Linked DNA regions of Homo sapiens: region 2 is linked to region 1. A link is an interaction called in ENCODE POLR2A ChIA-PET data of the cell type or tissue named here. Cell type or tissue: HepG2. All regions are shown on one strand. Links, peaks and the distances in the headings refer to the core of each region. The heading gives the core; the rest is flanking DNA. Region 1 holds the start of LOC124902784 (a long non-coding RNA gene). Region 2 has its middle 24 kb from the start of RPUSD4.

The links. ChIA-PET counts read pairs that join two places held together with the same protein. Peaks named below come from ENCODE experiments on the same cell type or tissue, not always from the same donor. Only the 100,000 strongest peaks of a DNase experiment are listed, where the experiment ranks them.
Region 2: POLR2A ChIA-PET joins it to region 1 with 6 read pairs; 7 of 35 experiments call an interaction of 5 or more read pairs at or near these places.

The regions. Positions count from the first base shown.
Region 1 is chr11:126,109,104-126,125,659 of GRCh38, forward strand. It overlaps LOC105369591, which reads right to left. Exons shown (of 4, transcript XM_017018656.2): 3 at 15,531-15,700; 4 at 14,703-15,381. The coding sequence ends at 15,152. LOC124902784 (a long non-coding RNA gene) reads left to right here and starts at 14,358. Exons shown (of 2, transcript XR_007062938.1): 1 at 14,358-14,453. In HepG2, for the core only: a CTCF peak has its summit at 6,990 (motif pointing left); DNase peaks (open chromatin) are centred at 4,658 and 7,018; H3K4me3 peaks cover 2,035 bases.
Region 2 is chr11:126,181,218-126,193,129 of GRCh38, forward strand. No RefSeq gene overlaps it. Among named protein-coding and RNA genes, the nearest start is that of RPUSD4, 24 kb to the right of the region's middle. RefSeq lists enhancers at 1,753-2,252, 4,501-5,426. In HepG2, for the core only: no CTCF peak of the experiment used is centred there; a DNase peak (open chromatin) is centred at 8,504.

The DNA of each region.
Region 1 (16,556 bases), core at 4,387-9,386:
AATACAAAATTACAAAAAATACCCTGTCTCTACTGAAAAAACAAAAATTAGCTGAATGTAGTGGCAGGTGCCTGTAATCCCAGCTACACAAGAGGCTGAGGCAGGAGAATCGCTTGAGCCCAGGAGGCAGAGGTTGCAGTGAGCTGAGATTGCGCTACTGCACTCCAGCCTGGGGACAGAGTGAGACTGTCTCAAAAAAAAAAAAAAAAAAACAAAAAAAAAACAACTGGGCTAGAGGAGGCAATGTGGCATAATGAAAGAAAAGTCATAAATATCAGACAACCTGGGTGCAGATCTTGGTTTGAATGCTTAATTGCTGTGAAAACTAGGTCATTTATTTACCCTTTTGAGCCTCAGTTTTCTCATCTGTAAAACAGAGTTATTGAGAGAATTAAAGAAATAATATATATGAACCACCTAGCACTGGCTGGTCCTCAATAAATGAATGCTACCGTTATGATTATCAATGCCCACAATTATTGCCAAAAATCACAACCACAGTGCCATTGGTTCTGCCTTTCCCTCTTCTCCAAATCTTAGCATAGCTGCCCTTGGTTCTAGCAGGGACAGTGGTGTCCTGTGGCCTCCAAATAGCTTTGCCCCATATAACCACAGCCCCTGCCCTGGGTCCCACAAGGCTCTGGTCAGCTCTTCTGACCGCCTCTGCCCTGTCCCTGGCTCAGCCCACACACCCCACCGTTCCAGCAAAGAGGACAAAAATGCACATCCACCCTATGGTGGTGACATCCTGCAGTTTGCTAATGAGAAACAAGTGGCCTTCCATGCTCAGTGCAGAGGGAGGAGGACAGAGTCCCACCTCAGGCCAAACCCACATTTCTGAGGTGGCAGAGGGTGACACGGCCAGGAGGGTGCAAAGGACTCCTCCACCTAGATGGCTCCTTGGACATGAAGGCCCTTGGCGGGGCAGCCTTCCCTCCTCCTCTCTCACACCACAGCCCTTCCTGTTATGGGGCACTGGACAGGGCTTGGATGTGGGCAGGAGGGCAGCCAAAGCCTGAGTCACTGGGAGGGGACAGCTGGGTCTTGAGTTGTGGTCTCCGTGGGGAGGACTGGGAGGATGGGGATGGGTGCAGAGGCTCTTCCTCTCCACTCCAGAAGAATCTCTTCGCCCTCGAGGTGTGAGCTGGAGGCCTGTCTCTGGAGCCCTCTGCAGCCGTCTCAAACCTCACTGCCCTTCTCAGCCTCCAAGGCCCACCTCCTTCTCTAGGGGCACCCACTCCCTCCTCTGCAACTCAGTTCTTTCTCGCCCCAGCCTCATTAGTCAAACAGAAAACAGAGGCCCATAGAAGGTCATTGACTCATTCTGGGTAACAGAGCAGTGTGAGGACTAACGTCTACTGCCTTAGACTCTGAGTAAAGCTGGAGACTCTGGCTGGACCCTTGGCACTGGAAAGAGGGACTGTCCCTGAGGCTGGGGTGACCTGGCATGTCTCTCCCAGTCTGGCCCACTGGCAGCTCCATGCCCAGCTCCACAGGCACAAGTAGGTCAAAGCCAGCCTCCCTGAGCAAAGCCTGCCTGACGCCTGCCCAGAACGCTTGCTGCCCCTCTCAGCTATCTGTCCAATGCACAGGCCTCTCTGGCACCATCCAAGGCTGCACACTGGCTCTTGCTACCTGCGTCCTGCATCTATGCCCTCCACACTCTGGGTCCCGGGGTCCTTGGTGACTCTCCTCTACAACACAGCAGCCTTGGGTTGTCTCTTTGCCTGGGTTTCAGTATCTTCCAGAGCTTTGGGAGGGAGAGCTTCCTTTCCCTCATCAGCCCAATGGAGCCCCGCTCAGTCAGGCTTGTGTAGCCTCCTGTGAAAGGGACTCAGTGTCTAGTGAGGGCCCATTTCCCGGTTCATAGATGGTGGCCTCTTGCTATATCCTCACATGGTAAGGGAGGCAGGGCAGCTCTCTGGGGCCTGTTTCATAAGTGCACTAACCCCATTCCCAGGGGCTCTGCCTCCATGACCTAATCACCTCCCAGGGACCCCACCTCCCAATACCATCACACTGGGGATTTTGTTTCAACACATGAATTCTGGAGAGACACAAACATTCAGACTCCAGCATTTCCAATACGACTCGAGCCCCACCACACCACCCAATTCTTGGCAGTCCCTTCCCTTGGCCCTTGTGGCTCCCAGAACCCACAGGGTCCCTGCACGCAAGGGACTGAGCCCCAGAGCCACACTGCGGCTGCCCTTTGACTTTTCCCAATGCCCTGTCCCATCCAGAGAATTGGACCTCCTTGGAATGATGCTGACCCAAAAGAAGGCTGATTTGCAGCACCCTCTGGGCTGCTGGCCCCGGGGCCGGTCCTCTCAGGGCCCAGCATGATGGCTGCCTCGCCCCAGCTCTCCTGTCTCACTCCAGACTCCCTCATGCCTTGGAGCTGAGCCTGCAGGAGCTGTGGCCAGGGCAGGTTCTGGACCCTACTCCACCTCCCTAGCCCCTCCTCTCTCCTCCAAGCAGTCCCGCAGTGGGTGCCAGCCCTGCCTGGGGCTCTGGCTGCATGACAATTTCCAGGCCTACCTTGCGTGGGGACTGGGGATTGGGCATGATAAGAAACAGCACATGACAGATGTAGAGGTTGGGAAGGTGGCCTGGGAAGGCCTCTGCAGTGTGGATGCAGAAAACTTGAAGCAGAGTGGCTGGCAACTGCCCAGTCCTGGGCTTCCCAGAATGAAGGGAAGCCAGACCTGGGGGTGGAGAGAGGGGCCAGAAGATGCCCTCATCTCCCATGGAGTCGCCTGTCTGCTCGCGGTGCTTTTTCCAAGCTGCTGGCACAGCTCCCTCGCAGGCTATTATTGTCAACACCCTCCCTGTTGCCTGGTGTCCCCATGGAGGGACACTGCCATTGGCCATGTCTTTGCCACACCCTGTCCTTGCCACATCCCAGAGACCTGGGAGAAAGGACTGGGGATTTGAGGTCCCCAGGCAGCCCATAATGCCGAGAGACCTCACTGCCCCTTAGCTGTCAAGCTCCTCTCTCCTTGGCTTCTCTTCTGTGAATTTGAGACCCCTCTCTGCCATTCTACCTATGTCTTCTCCAAAAGCCTAGGGAAGGAAGGATCTGAGTGATGGAGACCCCTCACTCCCACACACAGGAAACATCAGGATGAGAAGCCCACATCTCTCCTCACTGGTGTCTCCCAAACCCACCTTCTCAAGGGATCTTTAGCCCCCAGCCTAGCAGTAGGTAGCATGGGCTCATTTTGAACCATGAGCCCAGAGCCGGGCTGAGCCCTTTCTCCACTGAAGGCCAATCTCTTGCCTATCCCCTGCCACACAAGTTTCCCATCCATTCTGGAACACCCTTAGTCACAGACTGTCTGTGTGGACTAAGGGGAGGCTTAGGGTGGCAGTAGCTGGACACTGTCTATACCTATGTCACCGAGGGATGCAGGGGCAGCTATTTCCTGGAAGAAGAAAACAGAGAAGCCCAGAGACAGGCGGCGGGGAGACAGAGGCGGAGACCAAAAGCAGCATGACAGAGAGACAGGAGCTGGGGGAAGCAGAGAGGGCCAAATTGACACCACATGGCTGCCGCGCCAGACCCCAGGGCCCAGCAAACAGGCTTCATGCTGTCAGTTGCCATGGTGACAAACATGCAGGAAATATCCAAGATAACTAGAATAGTGGCAATAACATGTGTTCTGGATAAAACCTTCCGCGGCCCCACCCCCTCCAGTGTATTCGTTGCATTACTCAGGATAAACTTGGCTTTTGCACATTCACCTTCCCCGAGAGGCTGGGGCTGCGGGTCCTCGGGTTGTCGGGTGAAAGGCACGGCTGCCCTTGGGAAACGAGTGGACCTGAGGCAGATTTTTGCTCAGGAAAAAAAAGGTGTATTTTGTGCCTCTCACCTCACTCCTGCCTCTCCGAGTCTGGATTTGGGCACCCATATCCTTCTGCTCTGGAACGCGAAGGCCAAGAAGAGTCTGAATTCCTGTTTGAGGTCACATAGCAGGTCTGAGGACAGAGGGGACATCCTGGGAGGTCCTTCAGGAGCCCACAAAGCATCCCAAGGGAGTTCAAGATCCATCAAGAAGCCAAAGCTAACGTGAGGGCGCCTGAGGCCGTGTGCAAAGCTGGACACCCTGGCAGTGCCGGTGCCTCTGCTGGGGCAACACTGCCTCCACTCCCGAAGCAAGGGCAAGGTATCCCGGGGGAAGAGGCAGAGAAGGGAGGGAGGAACAGGGGCGCTTTGGGGCAGGTGACTCTGAGAAAAGGAAGAAAAGGACAAGTTTGGCCTGGTATTCACACAGAAAAGTGACTCCCACACCTGAGAGAATGGAAGGAAGTAAGGGGGACATCTCAGAAGAGAGCAGAGCCTCCTAGAAAGCACCCCCTATTCCCCCAGCTCCTAAAGATTGACAGAGGGTTGGGGGGGGCGGGCGTGCCAAAGTCACCACTAAAGGCCCAGCTGGAAGCCAGCCAAGACAGTTGGTGCCCACCAGACTGTTTGGATTCCCCCTGCACTCTCTGGGTTGCTGGCAGAAAAGATTCCGTGGAAAGGACGCGAGATTTCAAGTCCTGCCACCTACTGCCTGTACAACCTCAGTGAGGCCGGTGACTTCCCAGGGCTTCCATCCTCTGCTGGGTGGAGCTAACACTAACTTATCTCTCCAGGCTGCTAGGCGGAGTAAATGCCACAGGGCACGTGGGAGCACTTGGCACATTGTAAAGCTCTGTGTCCAAGCTGTTGAATGCTGTTGTGACTCAGGCAGAGAGCAGCAGGCAGGCCAGGGAGAGGTTGCAGGCAAAGGTTCATGTGAGGAGACTCTGGTTTTTCTAATGACACTACACCCAGATTTTCCGATCTAAACAACCAGCTTCAGTTGTGATTTCCCATGTTGGAAAGTTTCTGGAAAATGATCCATGATAGAAATGGGTTTGGGAATGGTCCACCTGGACACAGTGGCCCTTACTTGGCTTGGAGCATTCCCCTTGGGAATGCCAGAACCAATTCGTGGCCTAGTGGGACAAAGGGAGCCGTTCTACCCAATGACCCTTGCTCCTGACCCTCTTCAGTGACCACAATCCCAGCCAGCACCCCTCCACCCCCCACCACCAATCGGGAGCATGAGCCAGGTCTGGAAGCGGCCCTTAAATGACCTTTTAGACCCAAGTGAGGTTTCCCAGCTCCCTTGGGAATCTAGGGATCTTACAAACTGAGATGAAACCAGATTAGCTTCCATTTTTGCTGTTGGGAAGAGTGAAATTCACCCCACTCATCCCAAGTTCAAAGCCTTACTTTGGTACCATGTTGCAAGGAATGTGGATGGAGGTGAGACAGAGACAGGTAGGGAAAGCAAGAAATGGCTCAAGCCTTGGTGCTCAGCTTCCCCAGTAACTGCCAAGTGTAGGGAGGGACTGGCTCAGGGAATCCTGTTCCCCAAACCCAGGACCAAGACAAGACCACTGGAGGAGCAAGGAGCTGTCAGCCCCTCACAGGTGGCACACCAGCTGGGCATGCAGGGGAAAAGGCAGACCGAGGCTGGGCCCAGGACCTCCACCATCCTGGCTCCGGGGGAGGACAGCAGGAGGCCTGGTCGGCAGAACACCACCCACCACCTCCCCAGCTGGCTGCCTTCTCTGTATCTGGTTTCACTCTCTCCACACTTATTTGCCACACCAGCAGAAGAGGCAGCTTCAGTGGCAGAAGTCTGGGTGTGTGTGGTGGGGGTGGGGGATGATGGGGGCAGAGGTGGGTGGTGGAGTGATGGGGTAGAAGGAGGACCCAGACAATCCCAGTTGCTTCTCCAAACACTATCAGGAAAGTTCAGAGCAAATAAGAGCTCTAGATGGCTGGAGCCCAGAGGAGGGCCTAGTGCCTGCCTGCACCCTGTCTTCACAATTCCCTAGGGTGTTTGAGAGAAGCAGAGGCAAACTGTCCATTACAGAAAAGCCTTAACCTGAGAAGGGGGAACCCGGTCTCCCTTCCCTACTCCATAGCCCCAGCTGGGACTCCAGCCCAAGCGCCGTGGAAGGTGTGGGCAGAATACAGAGGCACAAAATCTGCCCCAAAGACTTCGGGGTATGGTGTTTCATGGTCCCAGGGTAGGGACATAGTGCCGGCAGCCACTTTTTTTCTGTTTGCCAAGGAGCTTTCTCCCTGGGGATTAACAGGGCCTTCCTGCCACCCCATCTGGCTGGTACAGGAGCCAGAACACCACCCCTGGCTGCCAGCCAGCCTGTGTCGGGGGAGCCAGGGCTCTCTCAGAGACTTACAGACGTGGTGCTGGGGCCTTAGGGCAGGAAGAGGGAGGCAGAGGCCTCTGGGGCCACCCAGCTGGGAAGTCCTGACCCTGAAATTCAGCCAGTCCCTACCTCTGGCCTGTGGCTGAGGGTGGACAGGGAGTCAGGAGGGTCTCTGTTTTGCCTTCCTCCTCTCTCTCTCTCTCTCTCTCTCTGTCTCTCACTCTCTCCTGAAGATAGGGAATATATAACCAATCTATAACCTGGAAGACTGAGGACAGGAGACTAGGAGGCAGTGGACTTCAGTCTTGGTAAGATGTGATCGCCCGTTGGAAAGGCCAAGCCTAACTAAGGGTGGACAAGCTCTTGGACAGGGTAGGAATGGGACTGAGAACCCACTGTCTCCTCCTCATACCACTGCCCACATTTTATCCACTTTCTCTCAGGGACCCCCGAGACCCCGTAGCCAGGAACCCTCCCCCAGCCCCATGAAGGGAAGGAGGGCCCACTGCCCTGTGGGGTAATGAGCAGCTCCACCCTGCTTGGGAGGAGGGTCAGTGAGAGAGCCGCTGGCACATCAAAGAAGGCAGGGCCTGTGTCCCGGAAGGCAGCTCTCAACAGCCAGCAGCACCCATAGAATGGGACCACGCCAGACGGCCCCCAAGACCAATTCTCATCTCACGCTATGTGCCCCCCACCAAACGGCTGTAGCCTGCACTTGTCTGTCCGATCACCCTTCCCTGCACTGTGCTGAGTAAACAAACACAGCACTCAGGCAGCCCTCTGCTGGCAAACACGTCTGACTTAGCAACCGCTCCTAGAATAAATAAACACCACACGCTTACACACACTCAGACACACTTGCTCGTGCTCTTTCCTGGAACCGGGGACTGCTCCCTGTCCCACGTGCGGCTCCCACTGGGCCCCAGCCTCAAACAGGCTACATCAGAGTAGTGCCTGAGACTGTCACCCTTTGCCTGGGTGTGGGGATGAGCTGGGGCCTCAGGTGCACAGAGACCTGGACCCAGGCTTGGAGCTTCCTCAGGCAGCCCACCAGTCCCGGGGGGGGTGGGGGGTGCTCTGTTAGGAGCCACTCATCCTGAGGGGACCACCGGAATGAGACTCTAGACACTTGGAACATTACAGAAGTAAAAAAACCTTCGACATGATCCAGTCACCGGCTCAACCAGCAAAACCTCCCGCAAGCAGGGGGTGACCCGAACCCCAAGGATAGGCCTCACAGAGCCTCACAGATCAGAACTCGGGCCCCAAATCCTTTCCACTTCCCCACAGAGGCCCCCCCTCCCCCCATCCTCTGGATTCTTTTCACAGTTGTGTCCCTTCGGGGCCGGGATAGTTTAAGGGGGAAAACACCACCCAGATGGCAGATTCAGAGATGACAATTGGGCAGTAAAGCCTCCCGCTTAGTCCTGGAAGGACCTTCTCAGCAAGGTCCTGCTGGCCTTTACCCTTCCCTGGGAGCTTCCCAGGAGGTATCCTTGCCCTCTCCTTGGGAAGGGTGGCGTCTTGAGACTGCCAGCCCTGCAGTAAGTGCCAGGTATCCCTAACAAGAAGTCAGATGAAAATGTCAGTTACCTGGAGGCCTGTATTAAATCTAGGGGAACAATACAGGAAAAATCACTTAGGCCAAAGAGACTGGAAGTTACCCCCAGGAATTTGTGTTTAATACGTAAGAAAATGCAGGCGCACCGAGGCAGGGGTGGTGGTAGCATCCATTCCTGCCTTGAGAGACAGCTACAGACCAAGACAGGCCTGGCATCCGGCAGAGTGGCACAGCAGAGGCATCAAAGCTTGAGCTTCGGGCAGATCTGGTTTCAGATCTCAGCTTTTCTCTTATTAGCTGTGGAGGACTGGGCAATTTACCTCATTTCTTCTCTCTATAAAGTGGGGGAAATTCCCCTCTTTCATGATTGCTGTAAAGATTAATAAGATGGCATATATAAAGACGCCAGCACTAGCACCCTTGCCTTCAACAGTGACTGACAGAGATGGCATGATTTAAAATCCCACCCTTTGTTAAAGCTGGAAAAAACATATTTACGGAGTTGAAGCAGAATATGTGAGAAAGTGCATTATAATAAAAACGACCTACAAAATTGAGGCATTATCATTTAAAAGTTTCACTGTTCAGATTAATCTGTACTTTGTATATTTCCAAAGCCCAAGCCTTATTCAATGACTGCATATTGTTACTATAATAATTGTAGTCAGGTACAATAATTGTTCATTAAAATAGCAATAAAAGTTGAATGAAAAAATTCATCTTGTCAGTCAAGAGAGTACTGTTAATATAATAATTGTAGTCAGGTACAATAATTATTCAATAAAATAGCAATACAAGCTAAATGCAGAATATTCATCCTGTCAGGCAAGAGCATATTTCTTTTACTTGCACCGTAACTTTGTCATAGTGAGAAACTAACGGAGGCTAAGAAGAAAGCACAGAAAGAATTCGCAATTGCAAAAATATGGAGCTGGGGACTGGGCACAGTGGTTCATGTCTGTGATCCCAGCACTTTGGGAGGCCAAGGTGGGCAGATTGCTTGAGCTCAGGAGTTTGAGACCAGCCTGGGCAACATAGTGAGATCCTACCTCTAAAAAAAGAGGAGCCTTTTAAATGCCCGTCAACCAACAAGCAAATTAAGCAAATGTGGTAGACCAGGCACAGTGGCTCATGCCTGTAATCCCAGCTCTTTGGGAGGCCGACGTGGGCCGATCACCTGAGGTCGGGAGTTCAAGACCAGCCTGTCCAACATGGTGAAACCCCATCTGTACTAAAAATACAAAATTAGCTGGTCGTGGTGGCACACGCCTGTAATCCCAGCTACTTGGGAGGCTGAGGCAAGAGAATCTCTTGAACCCGGGAGGCGGAGTTTGCAGCGAGCTGAGGTCATGCCATTGCACTCCAGCCTGGGCAACAAGAGCAAAACTCCGTCTCGAAAAAAAAAAAAGAAAAAAGAAAATGTAGTATATATACACCATGGACTACTACTCAGCCATAAAACGGAACAAAATAAGGGCCTTTGCATCAACTTGGATGGAGCTGGAGATCATTATTCTAAGAGAAGTAACTCAGGGATGGAAAACAAAGCCATATGTTCTCACTTATAAGTGAGAGCTAAGCTATGGGGATACAAAGGCATAGGAATGGTAGAAGGGACTCTGGGGACTTGCAGGGAAGGGTGGGAAGGGGGTGAGGGATGAAAGAGTACACACTGGGTACAGTGTACACTGCTCGGGTGGCGGGTGCACCAATCTCTCAGAAATCACCACTAAAGAACTCATCCACATAATCAAAAACTACCTGTACCCCCAAAACTATTAAAATATATATTTTTAAAAAGAAAACAAAATATTGGGGAATAAAACAAAGTCAGAAAGCCCATAAAGCCGGCTGGTGGCTGTAGAGGCACAGAGGCGTGCATTTTTAGGTCGCAGGTGTGGGGGTGAGGACCCTGAGGAGGCAGTCTCGCCCGGACTCCTGGAGACCCGCATAGCCCTCGCTGGGAGACACTATGGGCCTTTTCTACATGTCCCCTCACCTCTCTGTCTTCTCTGGCTGTCTGGCCCGAGCTGCCGTCCATGTGAGCAGACACGGCACTCAGGGCCAGGAGACTCAGAGCAAGGCCAGGAGGGCACAGGGGCAGGGGACTGGCAGGCTGACAGTCCTGGGGCTACACGGGAAGCGGTCAGCTCAGAGCCAAGGCTGTGGACCAGGGCTGCTCCTCAGAACTAAAGGCTTGCAACCAACTACTGGCTAGACAAGGCTGGGAAATCAAGCATTACAGAGCGCTGCTGACTGTGAGTCTGCATGGGCAGGAGGCTGAACTCACAGCCAGGAGACTAGGACATCGGGCAGCAAATCTAGGAAGGGTCTGGGCAGCAACTATGGGACCCTATTGGCAAGAAAAGACTTTGATATGGGACCAAAGACTGGCTGAAGAGGGAATGCCTACATTTTGTTTGCCAAGTGCAGGCCTCAAGGCCTGAGTTGATAGGTACAGGGAAACACTAAATGGCCTGGGGTGTGACAGACTGTGTGCAAGGCAGTTCCTTAGAGCAGACGCAGAACTCGCCATCCTGAAACTCTACCTGTGTAACTGCCTGCAAATAGCAGCAGGCGCTCATGGGGAAGAACATGGTTCGTGACTCTTCTGTGCCACTTACTAGCTTGGGAGAGTTACCTAGCCTCTGTCAGTCTCAGTTTTCTCATCTTTAAAACAGGGATAATGACACCTACCTCATCTGGTAGTGGTGATTGTGTGAACTCGGTGATGTAAGGGATGTTAAAACGCTTTAGCACTTGGCCTGGCCCCGTTGAAAGTGCTCCATAAAAGCTAGGCATGATTACTAATTAAACATTTATTGAGAGTACCCTGGCCAACATGGAAACCCCATCTCTCCTAAAAGATATAGAAATTAGCCAGGCATGGTGGTGGGTGCATGTAGTCCCAGCTACTCAGGAGACTGAGACAGGAGAATCACTTGAACCCAGGAGGCGAAGGTTGCAGTGAGCCAAGATCATGCCACTGCACTCCAGCCTAGGAGAACAGAACGAAACTCCGTTTCAAAAACAGCAACAACAACAACGACAAAAAGTTTCTTGAATGTAGGCCGGGCGCAGTGGCTCATGTCTATAATCTCAACACTTTGGGAGGTCGAGGTGGGTGGATCAACTGAGGTCAGGAGTTCAAGACCAGCCTGGCCAACATGGTGAAACCCTGTCTCTACTAAAAATACAAAAATTAGCCAGGTGCACTGGTATGCACCTGTAATCCCAGCTACTGAGGCAGCTGAGGCAGGAGAATCCCTTGAATCCGGGAGGCACGGTTGCAGTGAGCTGAGATTGCACCATTGCACTCCAGCCTGGGCAACAGAGCAAGACTTTGTCTCAAAAAAAAAAAAAAAAAAAAAAAGTTTATTGAGTGCCTATTATATGCCAGGCCCTATACTTTGTATAGGACATACAAAGATGAAAAGTGTAGACACTGCTTTCAACAGGTCTAGGCTTCCAGGGGTGGGCAGAGGCTCCTACTTCAAATAAGCAATCACAGCCGAGTATGCTCATTAGCAGTGGAGGCAGGTACAGAATGCAGAAGGGGGAGGTGGGGGAAACAGCATTCGAATTTGCCTTGAGAAATCAGGGAAGGCCTCCAGGAGGAGACAGGGCATGAGTTGAGCCTGGAAAGCTGAATAGGAGGTTTTCTGGTGGACAAGTGGAGAAAGAGCAGTGTAGGTAGAAGAAGGAGCAAATGCAAAGACACAAGAAAAAAATCGAGTCACAGGAAAGCCTGCTGTGTTCTGGGAGTTCGGACAATGAATGGCAGTGCTGCTATGGCTTAAAGAGGAGAGCTTGGCGGGGGAAATGAAGTTCGGCTGACAGATGGGACCAGAGCATAAAGGATTTTTTAATGCTATGTTAAAGAATTTAGATTTTACCCTGAGTGATGAGAAGCCACTAAAGCATTTTAAGTAAGGGAGTGATGGACAAGATTTATTTTATAAAAAGACCATTCTTGGGGCTATGGGTAGTATGGATCGGCTATGGTCAGGACAGGCTGAAGGGAAACCAGCTGGGAGACTAGCAAGAAGTGAGAGCCTGATCTAAGGAAGCCAAAATGGGGCTAGAGGCCGGGCATGGTGGCTCACGCCTGTAATCCCGGTACTTTAGGAGGCCAAGGCAGGAGGATCACAAGGTCAGGAGTTTGAGACCAGCCTGGCCAACATGGTGAAACCCCGTCTCTACTAAAAATACAAAAATTAGCCAGGCGAGATGGCGGCGCCTGTAATCCCGGCTACTCGGGAGGTAGAGGCAGGCGAATCACTTGAACTTGGGAGTCGGAGGTTGCAGTGAGCCAAGATCTCGCCATTGCACTCCAGCCTGGTGACAGAGCAAGACTCCATCTCAAAAAAAAAAAAAAAAAAAAGCTGGGGGAGGTGGGCTAGAGTTGGGGGGGGTGGGCTAGAGGTGGGCAGATGCATGCTTAAGCAGGAAACCTGGCAAGACAGACTGGGTGTTAAGAATGAGGCAGAAGGCCTGGGAAATGTTGACACCCTTCTCCAGGATCGGATCTTCAGAAATGTGAGCAGACTCAGAGGGAAGCAAGAGTCCTGCTTTGGTCTCAGAGAACTTAAGGTGGAGCTCAGAACAAAGTCCTTGGCTGGATATGCAGATCTGGGGTCATGGGCATGAGGGTGTAGCTTAGCTGGAAGTGGGGAGTGTGCAGAGGGAGGAGGGAAGACAGCATTGGATAGCCACAGGTAGCCATGGGAAATCCCAACCAATGTGCATGCATCTACTGGAGAAAAGAGGACCCACAAAGGAGACTGAAAAGAATCTTAGAAAGTTGTAGAAGAGATCCAGGAAAGAGCAGTGTCACGCAGCACGAAGGGGCAAAGCATGTCAGGACTGCGGGGAAGGTCAATGATGTCAAACACTGCTGGACAAGTCCAGTAAGGAAAAGACTGAAATGTGACTACAGGTGGTCCCTGATGACTTCACAGAGGGCATTTCTTTCTTTTTTTTCTTTTTTTTTTTTTTTGAGATGGAGTCTCACTCTGTCACCCAGGCTGGAGTGCAATGGCACAATCTCAGCTCACTGCAACCTCCGCCTCCCGGGTTCAGGTGATTCTTCCACCTCAGCCTCCTGAGTAGCTGGGATTACAGGCACCTGCCATCATGCCCAGCTAATTTTTATATTTTTGTAGAGATGGGTTTTCACTATGTTGGCCAGGCTGGTCTTGAACTGCTGACATCAGGTGATCTGCCCAACTCGGCCTCCCAAAGTGCTGGGATGACAGGCGTGAGCCACCGTGCCTGACCCACAGAGGGCATTTCTGTGATGACAGTGCATGCCAGGCTACAATGCGTTGTGGAGTCAATGTGACATGAAGGGAGAAAAAACAGGGGACACTTACGAGAGGCTTGACTAAAAGAGAAGACATGAGGGGTCATAGAGACTTCAGGTGGAAGGAAGGTTTCATTTTGTTTTTTAGTACGGGAAATACTTGAATGAGTATGTATGGCTAAGGAGAGGTGGAGCTTAAAGATTCAGAAAAGTCTCAGGACGAAAGAGAGGACCTTAGAGCAAGGTCCCGGAGGACACAGGAAGAAATGGGATCCCGATGACATACCCCTCTTCCTGAAACATTCTTAGCTCACATCAGCGGAAACAGACTCTGAGACTCTGAGGTTTTCATGAAGGAGGATTACTGGGGGGAGATCTGAGGAACCAGCCCTGACAGGGAGACCTCATGGAAAACGAGGGTGGCTGAGGCATGGAGGTTTGTAGAGCGTCGCAGGCAATGGAGGAAATTCTTTCCTGATGGACTCCTTTTTCTTTTCAAAATGAGAAATTGTTGAAAAAAAGTGCTCGAGATCTCCAGAAGAGTGGAAAAGGCCTGGAATGACCTTAGATGACAGTAGGAATCACAAGCTGGGATTAGTTTGTACCCTGGAGGGTGCAACAAAGATCAGATGCCATAAATCTGTGGTGTTACCATCTTTTAGGCTGAGTGATTTTTCCCTAGTCGGGCTCTGCATCCCAGAAATACAAGCAGAAGAGGAGGCTGAGGGTGAGGTTAACCTAAGGCACATTTCTGGGCTTCTGGCCTACTCTCTACTCCTGCTGGGCGCCTGTCTCCAGCTGGGACGAAGGGAAGAGCCTGCAGGTCATGCCTCTACTTGAAGCTTCCTTCTCTCTCTCAGGGTTGCTATTTATTATGTCTTGGCCAGTGCACCAATCCAAAAGTTGAAAAAAAGCAGAGTACACATCAAACCATTCCCAGAATCAAACTCTAGGATGATTTAAAGATCAGTGAGTCAGATACATGTGGATTAAATTTTCCTCTAACTACATACTTGGTTAGAAAATCCTAGCCTGGGACTTGGAAGTGATGGGTCCTGTTTGGGACACCCAAGTTGCTATAAAGAGGTACAACGTGTGTTCAGTTCCAGTCCCTGGATCATCAGGCAAGGTCTGAAAACCTCTGTTTGAGACGGCATAAATTCCCAGGACTGCAGACCACTGGACCAAACTTCTAGGAGGCAAGACTTGTGGACCCTGGTGAGAACCCAAGCCAAACCTTTCATGGGGCCAGCCTTGGGAGAAACTGGCCCTGCTTGGCTGGCTTCTGCTACCGTCACTCATCCTTTCTAAGTGAGGGCAGCCTTGAGGCCACAAAACAAAGGCCAAAATGGCTTCAAGGACAGTAAGCTCAAGGTAAGTTTGGATAACTTCTTTAGATCAAAAAAGAGGAACTCCAGGTTAGAAGGCAGGTAATTTTCTGGAATAAATGAGTTTGAAAATATAAAAGTATGGAGAAGAAAAGAGCAACATTTTGTTAGGGACAGAAAAAAAAAAAAAAAAAGAGTCAAAAGACCCCAGTCTTCACTCTGGTTCTGTAATTTTAAGGAAGTCACTATCCCCTTGAGGTTTTGGCACCCTCTGCTGAAAATGTAAAGGTTTGGATTCGATGATGACTCATCTTTTATTTCTGATCTTACTTATCTAGTTTTATGTCCTTTATGCTCAATTTAAGCTCTTCCATGCTCTGCATTTCCCATATCCATTTTTCTTCCTCCCAAGGGGCATGAAAGTATTTGGTGAGCTAAAAGATGTTGGCTTTCTCTTCCTGTTTCTTGCTCAAACCCCAGTCGGTTCTCCAAGCTGTCATTAAACCATCCATCCATTCATTCATTCATTCATTGATACCAGTTTCCCTCCACCACTCTAACTGGAGCTGAGCAATTAGACACATGGTAACCTTGTGTGCAAGAAGTTAAGAAGTCTACCAGGGACTCCAGAGGCCAAAAAATTGGGCAAAAATTAGGCAAGGGGCAGGCCCACTTGGACCCCATACTTCTCCCTCATCAGTTAGCAAAGGGAGAGTCTCTTTTTCCAGCCCTCTCTCCCTCTGCTCATACCTTGGTGAAAGGAAATAATGACCCACAATGTGACCCCATGCCGAGGACGGAGAGGGGAGAGAGATACGCAAGGGTGATGAGGCTTTGTGGCAGGTGGCAGTAGCTGGCAGCTCTCCACGCCTTGATCCCAAGGCCACATTCTCTGGTGGGAGGGGAGCCAGGAAGAGATCCTTGAAATGGAACACTGGAGTGCTCAGGATGGACCAGGCTCCACAACAGCTGCCCTGCAGATGGGGAAGAGCATTTGAATCTTGAGTTTATATTTCTAGAAAAACTCCCCCTCCCACTCTCCCTTGCTGTATTATGGGTTTTTTTGTGAGGTTTAGAAAAATAAACAGAATCTAACAATAACTGTCTGAAAGTGCTAAATTACCAAGAAAGACGTAACAGATTAGCAGTGCAAACTGAGCCTGGGTGGGAGACAGCCAGCACACGAGGGATCTGAGAACGACCCATAGGGTGGTGGTTTCTCTGCTCTTCCTCCTCCCGCAGAATGAGCTGTCTTCACACACTGCAGCCTCTCTGGTGGAGCTGAAGGCTGAGCTGCATTGTCCAGAGAGCCTGAGGTTTAGAAATGGGGTACCATGTCCACTTTCAAACCAGCAACACCCCCAGACTTGAAAAGATCTGGCTCATGCCATCAAGTCCATCTCTGGCTCTCAGGTAGGACTGCTCCTGTCACCCTGGTTGGAGGTGAAACTCTTTTCTGTTTCTAGAGACAACCTTCTCAGATGAACCTGGAGGGCATTACGTTAAGTGAAATAAGCCAGGCATAGAAAGATAAAGACTGCGTGATGTCACTTATATGTGGAATGTAAGAAAGTCCAACTCATAGAAACAGAGTAAAATGGTGGATCCCAGAGGCTGTTGGGTTGGAGGATTGAGGAGATATTGATCAAAGAACACAAAACTTCAGTTAGACAGGAGGAATATGTTCAGGAGACCTATTGTACATCAGGGCAACTACAGTTCAAAACAATATATCTTATATTTTAAAATTGCTCAGAGAGTAGATTTTACATGTTCTTAACCACCATTAAATAAGGATGTCAAATAATACATATGTTCAATAGTTTGAATTAGCCATGCTGGCCTGTATACATATATCAAAACATGATGTTATATGCCATAAATAGGCACAAGTTTTACTTGTCAATTTTTTTAAAAATAAGCTTTTAAAAAGAAACAACCTTCTTTATCTTTTCCCCAGGAATCTGGGAAGGTGTTTAGGCAAGTAATGATTCAAAACTCCCAGAATGTGGGAATCAAAAGGATCTTAGAATACGGCCCCCATCCTTCACTTTACAAATAAATGAACTGAGGTTCACAGGGAGGAAGCACCTTGCCCAAGATCCCCCAGCTGGTGAGTGGCAGAGCTGGGACTAGAACCCGGGTCTCC
Region 2 (11,912 bases), core at 6,125-11,124, 74 kb after region 1:
AAAAACTTTTAAACCCAAACAATTAGGCATAGTGGCACACTCCTGTAAGTCCAGCTACTGGAGAGGCTGAGGCTTGAGCCCGGGAGTTCAAGGCTGTAGTGAGCTATGATCGTGCCACTGCACTCCAGCCTGGGTGACAGAGCAAGACCCAGTCTCTTTAAAAAAAAAAAAGAAAGAAAGCAAGCAAAGAAAAAAGTGAAGTACTAATCCATGCTACAACATTAACCTTCAAGACGTTATGCTAAGTGAAAGAAGGCAGACACAAAGGACCACTTACTGTACGGTTCCATTTAGATGAAATGTCCAGAATCGGCCAGTCTTTAGAGATAAAAAGTAGATTAATGGTCTCCTAGGGCTGGAGAGAATTGGGGGGCAGGGGATTAGAGGCGTTGGCTAAGGGGTGCAGGGTTTCTTCTGGGGGTGGTGAAAATATTCTAAAATTTACTGTGGTGATGGTTGCACAATTCTGTGAATATATTAAAAACCATGGAATTGCATACTTTAAATGTGTAAATTATATGGTATTGTGAATTCCCAATAAAGTTATTTTAAAAAGAGAGAAAGGGAGAACCTCATTTTCTAAGCTACAGATTCTTAACTCAGGGCCCATGAACCCACTGAATTACAAACTAGAATTGTGAGAGCACTTGTGCATTTTCTAAGAAGGCCTGCGGCTTTCCTGAGATTCTCCAAAGGCTCCAAGCCACAAAAAAGAATCCCTGTCCTCAGAATGAGCTGGAGTTGGGGCTTCAGGTTTGGGAGAGCCTCCTCACGGCTTCCCTTTTGCACCTCCCCTGGGGAAGTCGGGGTATGGAGGGGAGGGGCGCCCAGAGTCCATTTCCTGTGTGCCGGTTTAATATTCACTCAGTGGTGTGGAGTTGGGTTAGCCGCAGCTCACCTCGGGGGCCAGCCACTCTGACCACAGCCTGGAGCCACTGGCTCAAGCTATTCTCAGACCCTTCCCTTCTGTGACCCTCTTCCTTCCCCGATTGCCCCCTCCCAGGCTGTCCCTCCCCGATTGCCCCCTCCCAGGCTGTCCCTCCAGGCCTCCCGAGAGGCTGGCAGTGGCTCCACTTGCTGCTTTTGCCACTTGCTCCAGGCATTAACTGGAACACAGATCCCTGGCTCCTACTGCCCTCAACTCCAATGCTGGAGTAACTCAAAGGTAGAATGACCATACTGCTACCTACCTGCGGGGACAGCCTTGGTTTAAACCCGATGTTCCAGTGTGGTTTTTGTTTTGTTTTGTCTTGTTTTTGAGACAGGGTCTCATTCTGTTGCCCAGGCTGAGCACAGTGGTGATCATGGCTCACTGCAGCCTCAGCCTCCTGGGCTCAAGCAATCCTCCCACCTTAGCCTCCTGAGTAGCAGGGACTACAGGTGCACGTCACAACTGGCTAGTTTTTTTTTTGTTTTTTGTAGAGATAGAGTCTCACTGTGTTGCCCAGAATGATCTCTAATTCCTGGATGCCAGTGATCCTCCCACCTCGGCCTCCTAAAGTGCTGGGATTACAGGCATGAGCCACTGCGCTCAGCCCTGGTGTGATTATTGAGTGCCAAATTTCATTCTCAAAAGTATCCTGGTTTGTAAGATACTGTAAATTTCATTAACCCCTTACCTAAAGATAGAATTGTCACGCCTCCTGGGGTGAGCAGCACTCCAGCGGTCTCTGAAGCCGTGGTCCAGACTGCAGGAAGGCTTCACATCCACCTTCCTCAGCAGACAGGTTTCATTCTGTTCTGTTCATACCTCAGCAGGAAAGGGCATTGCCACCTCTCACGGGTCTGGTGGCCCTCCATTGAGCATGGATAAGATGCCTCCTCTTCCATCTCGCCCATCCTCAGTGCAGGGGGTCTGGGCCTCTCCCCTCTACAATTCGATGTAAGGCAAAGGTGACATTCCTCTGTAGCCCTTGCCACCCTCAGCCTTTTCCTCCCCGGGTGAAAAATCCCAACCCCTTAACGTTTCATTCCCTCCCACCTCCTTCAGTGCCCAAGCCGCTCTGCTCCTTAAGATCACAAACCACGCACAAACCACATCTTTTCTTCTTTACATAGCTAGTGCCTGGCAGAGGAGGTGCTCACTAAATCTTTTTTTTTTTTTTTTTTGTGAGATGGAGTCTTGCTCTGTCACCCAGGTTAGAGTGCAGCCTCCACCTCCTGGGTTCCAGCGATTATCCTGCCTCAGTCTCCCAGGTAGCTGGGATAACAACTGCCTGCCACCATGCCCAACTAATTTTTGTATTTTTAGTAGAGATGGGGTTTCACCATGTTGGTCAGGCTGGTCTCGAACTCCTGACTTCAGGTAATCTGCCTGCCTCGGCCTCCCCAAGTACTAGGATTACAGGTGTGAGCCACCGCATCCAGCCTAGTTCATTCTTTTCAATAATTTTTCCTTTTTTTTTTTTTTTTTTTTTTGTGACAGGGCCTCACTCTGTTGTCCAGGCTGGAGTGCAGCAGCATAATCTGGGCTCACTGAAGTCTTAAACTCGTAGGTTCAAGTGATCCTCCCATCTCAGCCTCCCAAGTAGCTGGAACTACAGGTGCATGCCATCACACCCAGCTAATTTTTTTTAATAGGAAAGATGAGGTCTCACTACGTGGCCCAGGCTGGTATCAAACTCTTGGGCTCAAGCAATCCACCTGCCTCGGTGTCACACCTGGAATTACAGGTGTGAGCCTTACAGGTGAGAGCTTCAGTGGGTTCAAGGGCCCTAAGAATCTCTAGCCTAGAAAATAAGGTTCTTCCTTTCTCTTTTTAATAACTTTCTTGAGAATTCACAGTACCATACAATTCACACATTTAAAGCATGCAATTCAATGGTTACCTTGCCAGGCTTGATAGATAATTTTTGGATGAATGAGGCACTGGCAAAATGAAGCTGAGGCTGCTATCACGTTGCATGGGGCCGAGGGCACCGCAGAGCCTGGGCCCCCAGGTGTGGGCAGCTCCTGAGAGCACCCTCTCCGGAAGAGTAGGACTGAGAGGGCCGGCCCCACTGAAATGCACGCCCGTGGATGCAGCAAGAGGTCGGCCGGGCAGGGGGAAAGGGCATCCCCTTCCATTCCAGGAGCTGCTCTTCTCGTAGGTCACACCCAGGGCCCTTCCCCAGAACTGTACTCCTTCCAGCCAAGCCCACTTCCTCTGCTCACAAGAGAAAGGAAAACTCTTCTGCTGGATGCAGAGGTGTACAATGAAGAAGGGGCCGCCTGAGGCTTTGTATCCAGGGCCCTTTTATTTTGTTCTTTTGGTCAGTATTTACTACCCATTTGACAAGCATGTCCCAAGCATTTCCTATGTACCAGGCCTGTGCTGGACACTGGGGATGAAACTGAGAACAAGCCATCCAGGTGCCTCTGCCCTGCAGGGCTGTCTTTAATCTTGATGTCCAAAGCTGGCTCCAGGGGCTGCACTTAGAATAAAATAAGACAGTGATTTCTGGGTTCCTGCAGTTTCTGGGTTTCTGGATATCTCCGTGTGAACGGCCACCTTTATGTAAGCGTCATAAAGAGTATCTGCTTGACATGAGAACTTTTGGAGTGAGATGAACCATTTTCGAATCTCAGTTCTGTTTCTCCTTGGTTGAGTTACACTTGATCTTAGCCAAAAGGCGGAGAAGTGATCCCCTTGGTTGAGTTATTTAATCTCCGGCTCATGTGTGAATTGTAGACAATCCCATCCACCTTGCAGAATTATTTGGAGGGTCCGATGGGTAACGGCTGCAAGATAAGTGTCCAGTACGTGGGGACACTCAGTAAACGGGGTGACGATTACCCCTGAGCACTGGGGTTTCAAATCCCAGCTGAAGATTCTGTTGGAGTTGGCATGACCTTGTGTTGCAAGACTGTGGCTCCTAAAATTGACTGGTTTTAAGAATCACTGTGAGAGCTTTTTAGAATTACAAATTTTCGAGCCCGAAACCAAACCGACTGAACCGGAAGCGGCAGGGATGGGCCTGGAAATGTGCATTCTCAGAGGTCTCCAAGTGTGCGATCCACAGTGCTAAGCAGCGCCTCTCAAATCCAGCCCACCCATTTATTTTCCAAAACTCCTGGGAGAGACGACAGAGGGACAGAGGCGCAGGGCTCTGTGGAAGCCAGGCCTGCACCCCTCCCCCAGGCGGCCTCCTCTCCACTCTGGGACCAGCCCTGCCTTCCCCCAGGCTGCGGTGGGTCCCGTCGGAGCACAGCGGCTGCTCATAAAGCTCCCGATGAAAGGCACGCTGGACAGGAGAGGTCAAGGTTCACACAAGCAGCTCCGCCTTCTGTTTCATTTACAAGTGGCAGTCACCTCATTAAACCCGGTCCCCCTCCACCCCTACCCCACCCTCACCCCCAGCCCACCGCACGCATCCCCACACCCGGTCCCTCCCGCTCAGCCCTGGCCGGCACAGAGAGGCTGGGTTGGAGATCGAGTGGTCCAGAGATGGGCAGGTGACCTGCTGGACACGCCCACCCATACCCCAGACTTGCCTAGTGCCTAATGTATGGAATGCACTCAACACGTGTTTGTTAAACTTGGTGTTTATAAATGCATAAAAGTGGCATTTTGTGAAGTTGCTGCAGCACAACTTGGACTTGGAAAGCAGTGCTGATCCCTTCAGAGTCCTGGGGAGGAGAAAAGGCAGCGATTGCTGTGCGCCCCCGGCTGACTTTTCACCTCTCCTAGCCTCTGTTTCCTCCTCTATGAAGGGGTTACCGAGGTGATTAAATGGAGCAGGCCACACGAAAGAGCCTAGCTAACGACTGGAACATTGCAGCTGTGCGGTTGGTGTTCCTGAACCCACAGAGGGCAATGGAGACACAACGTCACACAGAGTTAACTCTGCCCAGGCACAGTGGCTCACGCCTGTAGTCCCAGCTACTTCAAAGGCTGAGGAGGCAGGGCAGCTTGAGCCCAGGAGGTTGAGGCTGCAGTGGACCATGACTGTGCCACTGCATTCCAGCCTGGGTGACACGAGGAGACCCTGTCTTAAAAAAAAACATTAAACAGAGTTAACTTCAATTATGATGACAGCATGGAGGCTGGCAGGCATGGGGGCTGTTAGACCACACAGAAGGACCTGAGGTCCTCAGCAGGGTTTACAGGTGGCTCCTGGGGAGATGGGAACCTGTAAGCCTGGACCTGAAGCAGGGGCTTTAGCCAGCCAGGCCCAGGGGCCAGATGGAGCAGAGAGAAGCCGCTCACCAGGCCTCGAGTGGAAGGGGCGCGCCTGCACATCTGAAGCCTGGGGAGAAGCAGGCCTGGTGACTCGGTGCGTGTCCAGCAAGGGAAGGGAGCCAGGCGAGGCCAGGGAGTGGACAGCTGGACGCCTGCTGGACCTCCCCCAAGGAAGGCTTCCGGGCTCCGGCTGAGGGATCATGAAGTGCTGAGGTGCCTTAAGCCCAGGGGCCCATGACTGGAGTCGCCCCTACCATTTCATTTTAGTCTTCACGCCAGTTTATGAGCTACTGAAGGGTCCCAACTTTGTCACCTTAGGATCATTCCCCAGGGTCCCACGTACACCCCACTCCCCTGCAACAGGAGAGGCCTGCCTCGCCCCTCTTGGACTCAGCGCAGCGCTGGTGCCCATCTCTGAGTGGTGGAGGCTCCAGCATTTCTATACAGCAGGGGCCTGGGGAGGCTGCAAGGGAGGTATAGAGGGGACCGGTCATCAAACATTTGCAGAGCAGGCTCAGTTTGTTTGTTTGAGAGAGGAGCTGGTGGAGACCGTCCGAGGCTGAAGTCCACTACGGCCCCACAGAGCCCCAGCTGCAGGAAGCCAGAGAAAAGAGCGCCATTCCTGCCTCCGTCTCTGTGAAGGGCGTCCCGGGCTGGGACTGGGTGAGGTGAAGGAGGTTCCTCACTTCCCTGACCAAGGCCCTGCCCGTAGCTCTCACCACCCTCTCCTCGCCTCTGCCCATCCCTCCTTGCCCTCCCACACAGGTCTTGTGGGGGCTCAGGCACCCTCATCAGCACCCCTGCATCATGGGGCCGCTGCTGGGCCTCCCCTAAGAGGGGCTCTCCCCAGTGAAAAGGAGGCTGAAGAGAGGATGGCGCCGAAGCTGCCACCCAGAGGAGAGAAGGGACATTAACACAGAAGGAGAGACTGGAGAGAGAAAATAAGAGACAGAAAATGAGAGGCAGGGAGCGAGGCAGGTGCGAGGGGACGAGAGTGCAATCTTAACAGAAGGGGAAGGCACTAACCAGGGACCACATGCTGGGGCACAGAGGGATGAATATGTATAAACACTGAGAGTCAGACAGGGACAGAGACTGTGCCAGGGACCACAACAGAGGCCGGCAGATGATGGGCGGCCTGTCATCTTTTGGAGCCAGGCCCTGTTAGGAGAATTCTTGGCCTCAGTTGATGCTGGGGGCAGGATGGAGTGTGCCTTCCCCTCCAATTTTTCCAGCTGGAACCCTACATGCAGCTCCAAGCTTTCCCCATCCTTTCTGAGGTTCCGGCTGCAAAGACTCCCAGGACAGGCCAGCCGGGTCGCTGGGCCTGAGAGTGGCCCACCCAGGGCCCACCTTGGGCAGGTGGGGGAGACCGTGGGCTTCCAGGAACAAGGAGCCCCCAACAAGTACAAGAAGGACCCTAAGGGCTGGGTAGGGTGGCAGGGTGGCTCACACTTGTAATCCCAGCACTTTGGGAGGCTGAGGTGGGCAGATCACGAGGTCAGGAGATTGAGACCATCCTGACCAACATGGTGAAACCCCGTCTCCACTAAAAATACAAAAATTAGTCAGGCGTGGTGGTACGCACCTGTAGTCCCAGCTACTCGGGAGGCTGAGGCAGGAGAATTGCTTGAACCCGGGAGGTGGAGACTGCAGTGAGCTGAGATCACATCACTGCACCCCAGCCTGGTGACAGAGCGAGACTCCATCTCAAGAAAAAAAAAAAAGAAGGACCCTAAGACCCACCAGCCAAACAGATCCTCCCACACTCCTTCCAGGTCTGCACCGGACACAGCTGGGCTAAGTGGTGACCTGAGACCCAGGGAGAGCTGAAGCCGGGGAGTTTCTGGGTGTCTTGATGTTGAGGGGTAACTTGTCTGCTGCTTGGAGGGCTCCTTTAGTCACCGGCTGAGAGGATTATCAGGACGGCGCAGGCCTCCAGGTGTGCCACGGCCCTGACTCCGCAACAGCTCTGTGCTACCTACCTCCCCCTCCCTGGGCTTTCTGACCTCTGCCGTCTCGTGCTCCCCTCCCCTATGGGTCAGGATCCAAGCTCCCCAAGTTTGCTACTTCTCCAGCCATGTCGCTCCCTGCCACAAGCTCTACACTGCAGTAACACACCACACTGCTTGCAGACACATCTAGAAACCACAGCACTCCTTCCTCTGGAATGCCCCTCCCTTCTCTCCTCCTGAAAGCTCTCAGGTCCCCAGGAAGGCCCCCTCCCCACCCAGGCTGCATCGGCATTTTGCTAGTGATCTCCGGATGCCTGGGTGCCTCTCCTGCAATCTCTCTGAAACATGTCAGGTGCTCCAGGACAGGGCTACAGCTGCATCTCGACACCCACTACGGCCAACACACAGCCCGGGCCCCTAGGTGATGGGTGGACAAATGAGATGCGGTCAGGATTATAAGCCACACCTCGCCTGACTGGTTCTCCACTTCCTTTTTGTCTTTCCACCTAGATGGCAGGTGCACTGTGTGCAGAAACTGTATCTTCTGCTTCCTTGCCCTCTCCCTAGTTTCAGACAATGTTGTGCACGACAGACACTTGCTGACAGGAAGAGGGGTCAGAGTCTTGCGTGTTCCAAGGGATCCACCTGAATTCTTCAAGGACCCTGCGTTCCGGGCACCAGGGACAAAGCCAGGTCCATGTGTGGTTTCTCTCTTTTCTAGGGCCTGCAAGTTGGAGAGATGCCCTCCCCTCCCCCATAGAATCCCAAACCCTGGTCTGGGGCTCATTCAGGTGGATTTCGGGACAGGCCAGAGGGAAGGGACAGCAACGGAGAGCTGGGGACGGGGGCGCTTTTCCTCGGAAAATAATGAGGCAATTAGAGGAGGCCGAGAGCAGTTCCAGATGTGGCGGCTGACTGCTGAGATAGTGACGTGTACTTCTAACATGTCAGCACGCTGGGGACTGAGGCTGTCTGCAGCTGCTCCAGCTGTCACCTGGCCCCACTGTGCTGCTGCGGTTACCTGGCCTAATGGTTTTGGAATGAGCTGGGCTGGGGCCCACGGCCTAGAACCCTGGTCCCCAAAACTTCTTGCCAGAAAGAAACTCAACCTCAGTAAAAGCCCCATCTGCTGAGGGCCGTCAAGACATTCACCGTCACCTGCCTCGCCTTGAAGTTCGATCCCCTCCAGGACAAGCTTTCAGGGGAAGCTCGGAGCCTGGCCCCGAGCAAGCGCTGGGGACAGAACACAGTGTGGTTGGATGTGGCCCTAGGCCCAGAGTTGCCTAAAGTCCAGGCATGGGAGACAGGACAGGGACAAAGCCCCTCCGACAGGAAGCAGCCAGTGGCTGGCACTGATCAGGTGCACACAAAGGTGTCTGTGTTCCTGTCTGGCCCCTCCCCAGCAGGCCCTGGACCCTGCCCTCTCCATCCCATCTTTCCCAGGCGTCCTGAGCTGCCTGGCCTTTTGAGCGATTACTGGCACAGGATACCAGCACTGACAGCTCTTGTCACAGTCCCCCAGGCCTCATTCATGCTGGAGAGGCGAGGACAGCTTAATTCCCAAACTCAGACACAGGATTGCCTGCCAGATAGGGCATGGGGCTGCCACTGACCCCCACCCCTCCCTCCCTAGGAGGTGGGCACCTGGGAACAAAGCCTCTGGTGTCCCCTCTGCTCTCCTCCCTCCTCTGACCTCCCCTTCCCCTCTTTCTGCATCAAACAGCAGGTGCTGATGGCAGCTAAATTGTCCAGGGATGAGTGATGCTGGGTGCTTAGGAGGATGAGAAGGAAAGAGCTTTGGACATGACAACCTCAACCCTTCCCCACTCCAGCCCCCATTTGGGGACAGGGAAAAGAATTGATGTCAGATGTAGGGGGTTCCCTTAGCCCCAGTATTCTGAGCTTCTGGCCCCCACACCAGGAACCAAGGAGCACTGGCTTCATGCCAACACCTTCAAACCACCCCACACTCCGTGTGGAACCCGAGGCCCTTCAGGAGCTGTCAGACAGCCCCAGGGAGCTGCTGGCCATGCTGTGTTCTCCTGGCATCTTCCCACTCCCAGGCCAGCCACCTTGGCTGGGGGTATCTGCCATGACCTTCACTCCCTGAGCCCTTGGTCTTCACATCCATGGTGGACAATCCCAGATGGGGGTTCCCCAAGTCCCGCCCAGTTTGGGAAACAACTGTGCCCCCTCCCATTTCCAAGGCCATCTCCTAAGCTAGCCTGGGGGCTCCTCACATGTGCTCCTGAGGTTCTAACAACCACTTGGGCATGGCCTGCCCTCTCCGGAGTCAAAGCCACTAATTCAGCTTGGAATGCCCTTCTCCATATGCAGTGTGGAGGAACTGACCCCCTTTTTCTGCTTTTCCTTTCCTAGTTCTCCCCCAAACTGCAGTCAGAATAGCAGAGTTAGGGCTGTTCTTCATTCCCATTAGGACTCTAGAAAAACAGACTAATGGCCCCAAAGAGCGTAACCGCATGACCCTCCTCCTCTAGAGAAAGTGCTAGAAATCTAATCGGGCAGCAACATAGTACCGTGGGTAAGTCCGTGCGTCCAGGCCTGTTTCCTGGCTTTCCAGGTGCATGCCCTCAGGCAGTCTGCCCAAGCTGATTTCCTCATCTCTGAAATATCTCCTTCGTGGAAGCACTGCGGGATTCAATGAGCTCACACGGCACAGCCCCAGCACCGTGCCTGGCTCGCGGCAAGTGTCCGATAGAAGCCAGCCTCTGCTGCTGTGACCACCTTCCCCAGCAGTGGCTGGTGTGTGCTATGGGCTGACTGTCTCTCCCAAATTCCTGTGTTGAAGACTCAACCCCAGTACCTCAGAATGTGACGACCCTTGGAGATAAGCCTTTAAGGGGGTGAGTCCATTGAAATGGAGCCTCGAGGACGTGCCCTCACCCACTCTGACCAGTGTCCCTGTAAGAAGAGGCAATCAGATCACAGGCCCACACCGAGGAGAAGCTGTGTGAGCGCACACAGAGAAGGCAGCCATCAGCAACAGAGAGGCCTCCAGAGAAACCAAGCCTGCCAACACCTGGATCTTGGACTTCCAGCCTCCAGAACCATGAGCAAATGAATTTCTATTGTCTAAGCCACCCAGGCTGTGATATTTCGTTACGGTAGCCCCAGCAAACTGTGATATTTTGTTATGGCAAGCTGCAGTGTGACCAGTCACTGCCTGGGATGCCAGGCCCGTCCTTCCCAGCCCAGGCACCGTGCAGGATGCCAGGCCCCAGAAAGGACGGGAAGGCCCCGGGCAGGATAGTAAAAGGCCCGATGTCCAGGTCCCTTCTGGGAGGTTTCACTTCCAAGTACAGTCTGGATTCTAAACTGGATCTTAACATTGAGTTTCTACACTGCCCTTCTCTGAGATGCTGAATTTGTGGGTTCCAGTAAGGGATTAGGGATGTTGTGTCTTCTCCCGAATAAGTAATCTTGGCATAACCAGACTCAGGGTCTTGAAACTAGAAAGGATCTCAGAGATTGTCTTATCTAGAGACTGAGATCATCAACTTTGTCTCAACTGCCCATTTTACAGGTGAGGAAACTGAGGTCTGGAAAGATGGTGACACAGCTAGCTAGCGGCAGAATTTAAAAAGAACCCAGTTGCCTTGTCTTTCCATTAGGAGACCTGCCTTCCTGCTCCAAGTGTACACTCGCTCATCCCTGGCTGGGATCTGGGAAGGCTGGAGAGAGGAGAATCGGGACTTCTCTTTTGGTCTCTCAGCACCTGGTTCACTGGAGAAACACAGGTTAAGAGTGGGGCTCCCAAGTTAGACGGATGGGTCAAAACCTAGTTCTGCTGTGTACAGATGTGGCCTCGGGAAATCAGTGGACCACTCTGGGCTTCATGTTTATCATCTGTAAAATGGAAATAAAAACAAGGAAGAATAGTATATCCCTCACAAGGCTATTATTGGGAGCTTTTAAACCTAACAGGCTCCACATAGGCCACAAAAGTCGAATGCAGAAATTACCACGAGTGTTGGCTTTCGGGGGTCCGTGTGGGAGTAGGGAAAGGAAGAGTGAGTCTCAGCTGTGATCACAGGCCCTCTAAGCCTCTTGCTTGCCTTCTCTCGTGGAATTTTCTTTCCTAGGCTGGAGAAGTAGGGTGACAAGGGAAATCTGGCTTATAACTCCAGAAAATAAACCCAAGGATACTTCTGGAAAATTCTGTAACTTTAGGCAGGAAAAAGGCCAGACTCCCCGGCAGGGCCAGGACGGGCTGGCAGCCTTTCAGACACGGCTTGAAGGAGGCCCTGGTGTGAGACAGAGGCTCGGAGGACCGCACAGAGCCCAGGGCACAGTGGCTCGCTCCCTCCCTGTCCTCCTGCCACCTTCCAGCTCCCACCCTCTCTTTTCCTCTGTCTTCTTTCCCATGAAGGTGGCACCTTCAGTGGCCAGTGAGTCCCTGGCAGCTGTGAGTGAGTGAGACCAGGCTTGGCAGCTGTCTGTTAGCAACGGAGTTGGAGCATCCCACCATGGGGGTGATGCCCACAGCCTGAGTCCCCTTCCAGCATGGGGAGCCCCTGATTCCAAGGGGGAGATTCTCGCTTGACCCTCAGAGTGGTGTTGCATGCATGAAGTGATGACCACATGCCCCTTAAAGCCAACTACAGAGAAAGTGGGTGGATGGGTCTGGCCACCACAAGCTCCTCGGAACACAGGCTGGAGGTCTGGGATGAGGGGCCCAAGGCTGTCCACCTGGGCGGCAGGGAGGCCCGAGAGGACAAGAACCAGCCCCAGAGAACGGAGAGATGAAAGAGGTGATGAGGACAAGCTGGCGTCTT